2 separate regions of the Homo sapiens genome follow, and region 2 is linked to region 1. A link is a loop called in an ENCODE intact Hi-C map of the cell type or tissue named here. Cell type or tissue: GM12878. All regions are shown on one strand.

Region 1 (2,500 bases):
TAATCTACTTTTTAGATTAGATTATTTGGTTGGTAACATTATGATTATGTAAGACGATATTATTATTAGGAAATACACAATATTTAAGAGGTAAAGCGCCATGATGTATGTAATTCACCATCAAATGGTTCAGGAAAAAAAACAATTTCTGTGTGTGTGTGTGTATTTGTGTGGACAGAGAGAGAAAAAAATTAAATAAATTGAGAAAAATCCTAGTGTTAAATTTTAGTAATAGGTGAACTTGGGTAAAGGGATGTTTTGTGCTTTTTTTGCACCTTTTCTATATGTTTGTAATTATTTTCAAATGCAGTTTTTAAAAATCATAGATCTAAAGGTTTTTTAAACAGTAAATACTAAAAATATGCTTTTATACTATTTTCTTCTCTATATTTGTTAACATGGCATTAAATCATCACAGAAATAGCCAGCATCTCATATTTTAAATAGCTACATTTATATTAGTTATTTCAGGAATGATATAGTTTATCATTTAGTTTATGAATTTTAATGAATTATTTGTGAATAACTAAAATATAATTTTAAGTTTCAAATATTATAGGATAAAAATGTCAACCCCTAGACACCTTGGTTATAGGTAAATATTCTATCATGTTGTATACAGTGTTACATAAACTTTTCAAGAGCATATAGAACCAAAAATAGGTAATCAACTCGTCCAATATGATTTTTAATAATTTCTAGTAACAGAAATTATCGACTGGCACAACCTGATATTTCTCCTTTAATTTTCTTTCTTACAGCCCTGTTTTTATTGGCCCTGTTTAATGATTGATTTACATATGCATATACATACATACATATATACATATATAATTATTCCATACACTAAATCAAAGGTTATCATTTGATGAAATTGGCTTCTTCTTTATCCGTGTAGTTCAAATATGCCCAGTTTCCCCCTCTATTATAAATGAGTGATTTTTTAGGAGATTGAGTTGGGGATGACCTTATAATCCCTGTAGGTGGCAGTATCTGCCAGAATTTTTGTGTGACACTGTTTCTCCCCCCTAGCTTTCTGGTTTCACTTTTAGACTGTTGTCTTAGACAGTCAGGAAAACTCAGGGGCTGTGAGTATCAACCTGGATGAAATAAAGGTGCAAAAATTCAGACAGAGTGGTGGTAGCGTGGGCAAGGCTCAGGTAGGGCTTGAAACTAAGGGAAAAAACAACAATGAAAAATATGAAGGAAGCTTACCAGTTGAATCAGTGTGGCCTCATTGCTACTGTCCGAATTAGAAAGAGCAGAAACTGAAAGGTATTTTTTGGATCCCAAAACTGTCTCCTGGGCTGAGCCTCTTCATTAGTCTTCAGAAACCATGTGGCTATAATTTGAAAGATAATTCTGCTATGATTGCATTGGAGTGGGGATGATAGTGAATAATTTATTTCTTACTGAAGAAACCAAGATTATTTCAGTAGCTTTCACAGGCCAGTGTTTTACTTTGGAAAACCATCCTAAGGATGAAAATGGAAGAGGAGAAAAATATAGCCATAGTTTTGGAGAATGTTAAAATTTTTTTTTAGTATTCTATACGGGTAACGTTAGAATTAGCATACATTCTGTGGAGTTGGAAATGCCTTTGAAGCTTAATCAGTAAATCCATTAAAAAATCACTGAGCAATTACGCTGGGCAAACATTGTGCACCCTAAAGTATGGGGAGTAGATCAACCTAATGAGTGTAGATGGCCAGCATCTAGAAGAAGTGGGAGGCATGATTGAAACAGTAGGGTAAAGCCAGACTATGGATATTGAATACTCCACTTATGAATTTGGATGGATCATGTAGAGTCAATTAAAGTATTTTCAAAAGGGAGTGATATTATGAATGGGAGCTTTTTAAAGGAAGATTAATCTGGCTGTAGAACATTTGCACATTTGCTGCTCTCTCTGTCCTTAGGTAATAAATGGATATCTAAAAGTTACATATCGTTTCCCTTGTTTAATATCTAGGTTGATTTTAATTATACTTAAATCAGCGCATAATAAATTAGTGTCTTCCAGCCAAGAGTGTCTCTAAATTCCCTCGATAGCATGATCCATTGCCTGAGTGTTCTTACATAACTATAAAGTTCTTTCATATTATTTATCCTAAATTGTTCCCTCTGTACTTAAGCACATTAGTTTTCGAGCTGTACCCATTAATGAGATTAATTGGTCAATGTTTCTTTTCTGCATGTCCCTTTGCATATTTGTATATGTATCTCCTTTTCATGGTGCATTACATTTTTCTTCTTTATTTCCTCATTCTCTTTTATTTTTCTTTCTTCATTCCTTCCTTCCCTCCTTACTACCTTTCTCTTCCTCTCCTTTCCTTCTTTCCTTCTTTCTATTTTCCATTCCTGTGTTCATATTTCTTGGTTTAGTTCTCAACCTAACATTGCATGGTATAAAATGTTAACCAAACAGGCTCATAAAGAAGGAAATAAAACATATATTTTGTCATATTATTTTTTCTTAGTTTTTCATGGAATTCTGTTA
Region 2 (2,500 bases), 650 kb after region 1:
TTTTTATTTTATTCATTGGATTCCTCAATTCCAGGATTTCTGTTTGGCTCTTTTTTATTATATCTATCTCTTTGTTGAATTTCTGATTCAAACCATGGATTTTTTTCTTGATATTTTTTGGTATTATTTATCTGTATTCTCTTATTTCTCACTGACTTTTTAAATATCATTATTTTAAATTCTTTTTCAGGCATTTCAAAGATTTTGTTAGGATTTGTTACTGATTGATATTTGTGCTTTTGGTGTAACAGTCACTTGTTCCAATTTTATGGGTTGGATCTTGTGGGGAAAAACTTTCCTGTATAAGTACCTACAGTGTTGGTTGCGTAGGGTGCTTTGTCTTTTATTCTGGTGGGGCATAACAATGTAGTCTTTCTGTAAACTTTTTGGTTGTAATCAGAATCAATGGTGTCCGTGAGACCCTCAGTGGCCTGGGCTGTAGTTGGTAGTGGAGACTGTGTGAGGCTTTGCTTGAGACTAGGTATGCCAGACAAGCTGGTCATCAAGGACCAGTGGTAGTAGGAGTGGAGTGGACAGGCCCTTGGGCTTCTAAATGGCACATTTGTGAGGGTAATAGTGGTGGTAAGGGCACTCATGGTAGCAGTTTCTAGTGGGCCAGTCCTTGGGCCTTTAAGTAGCTTACTGAGGTGCTAGCAGTTGCAGCAGTAGGCTGGATGGGAAGGTGGGTTCTCTGGCTCCTAGATATATGTGTGGCATTGGCAGTTTAGTTGCAGCTGCTGGCCAACTCTCAAGCCCCCATGTGGTATGTTCAGGCATCAGCATTGGTAGCAACAGGCTTGGTGGGCAAGGCCCTAGCGAGTGGGTTGGTGGCAGCAGGCTTGGGAAGCCTACCCTCATATGCTTTACATGAGTGCTGGAGGTGATGTGTGGGGTGGGTAAATCCCTAGGCACTTAAATGGTGCACTTAGGCACCAGTGACAGTGGCAGTGGGTGGAGCAGGCCTGTCCTTGGGCCCCTAGATGGTGAGAGGGGGTGCTAACAGGGGTGGCAGAGGGCTGAGCAAGGCTGGGCTGGCCTGTCCTTCGGCCCCCAGGACAGTGACCAGAGAGACCTATTCCCTAGACCCACTGAAGGTGCATGCAGGTGCACAGTAGCCCCACCACTAGAGGGAGCATGGCTACTATCAGAGTAGTGGCCTTGGGGAAACAGCTCTCAGGCTCTGGGGAGATATCCCTTTAACTCCCATTGTCTCAGGAGGGAGCATCCCTGGTGTGCTGCACCACTCGTTCCCTGGGGTATAGGACACTGTATGGGCTAGAGGCTGGGGACCTGGCCACACCAGTGGCTCCATCTAGCGTCGCAATATTGCCGCCCTCTGGGTGGATGTGGCAGGGGTGGAAGAAATGTTAGCAGAGGTTCAAAAATGTGGAGATGCAGAGACTGTTGAATCTCATAGCAGGATGTTGTCTTTTGGGGCCTGGGCTCTCAAAATGGTACTGTGCTGCAGCTGCTTGGGTCTCACAGAGTATATTGGACTCAGTGTGAGCTCCCTATGTGGAGCGATGCTGTTGCTTGGACTCCAGGCAGCTTTCTATACTAATCTAAGCATCCACAAGGACTGAAACGCTCTCCTTTGGCTAGGATTGCAGGAGGCTGAGGTGGGAATGTGGACTGCTGGAAATCTCTCACTTATCTTTTTTTCCTATAATGGGTAGTTTCTCCTGGCTCTGAACTGATCCCAGCCAGTTTGGCTGGTTTGCTTTTCTCTCCTATGCCTCAGAGATCCCCTGTCACTTCCCTGCTGAATTCCTGTTTTCTCTTAGATGCCCTATTTGATGTGTGATGACATACTTGCTGTTTTGGTCCTTGTTTGTGGAGGAGATGAGTGCTGGGAACCTTTAGTCTGTTATCCTGACATCCTTGGAGATCTTGTCCTCAGCATTTACTGAGTGTTCACAACATGCACACAGTTAAACTAAACACTGGAGGAAAAGCAAAAAAAAAAAAATTGCCTGCTCTTAAGATATTCTTATCTAAATGGGAAAACTGGTTATACACATAGCAAAAATGTAGATTAACACAAATAATATGCATGTAAAAAAAGAAGATCCAAGGAAGCAGTGGATCTTAAGTAAGTTTCCAGGGGTTTGATAGATTTTCATGGTCAGTGTAGGTTTTACTGAGTGTTGGGAGTTGATCAACTAATAATCCTTTCTTTTTGTAAGTAAAGTATTTAGTAAGTTGAATTTCTACTGTGCACCAGGCATTGATACACTTCACTTGAACTTTGGAGTTAAACTACCAGAATTAAAGCTTATTTGGATAATATCCTAGCAGTATGTGCATCAACAAGTTGCTTACCCTTTTTAAGCCTTAATTTTCCACCTGTGAAATGAGGATACTCCCAGTAATAAGTGTGCAATAAACTAAGCAATGGTTTTAATAATGTGTGTGGTACTTATAACTGCTTAATAAAATAACTGTTGTTGTTTTATATTAGTTTTGTTAATATTGTTTTGATCATTATTGACTTGGACTT

The links. Hi-C counts contacts between places; a loop is a spot of excess contacts. Peaks named below come from ENCODE experiments on the same cell type or tissue, not always from the same donor. Only the 100,000 strongest peaks of a DNase experiment are listed, where the experiment ranks them.
Region 2: a loop joins it to region 1, with 5 times the contacts of the local background. A loop is called at or near these places in 1 of 110 quality-filtered maps.

The regions. Positions count from the first base shown.
Region 1 is chr2:50,142,964-50,145,463 of GRCh38, reverse strand. The region is part of intron 18 of NRXN1 (neurexin 1); the gene reads left to right. Among named protein-coding and RNA genes, the nearest start is that of MIR8485, 550 kb to the left of the region's middle. In GM12878, a CTCF peak has its summit at 984 (motif pointing right); a DNase peak (open chromatin) is centred at 1,043; H3K4me3 peaks cover 398 bases; H3K27ac peaks cover 256 bases.
Region 2 is chr2:49,489,599-49,492,098 of GRCh38, reverse strand. No RefSeq gene overlaps it. Among named protein-coding and RNA genes, the nearest start is that of FSHR, 340 kb to the right of the region's middle. In GM12878, a CTCF peak has its summit at 1,129 (motif pointing right); no DNase peak of the experiment used is centred here.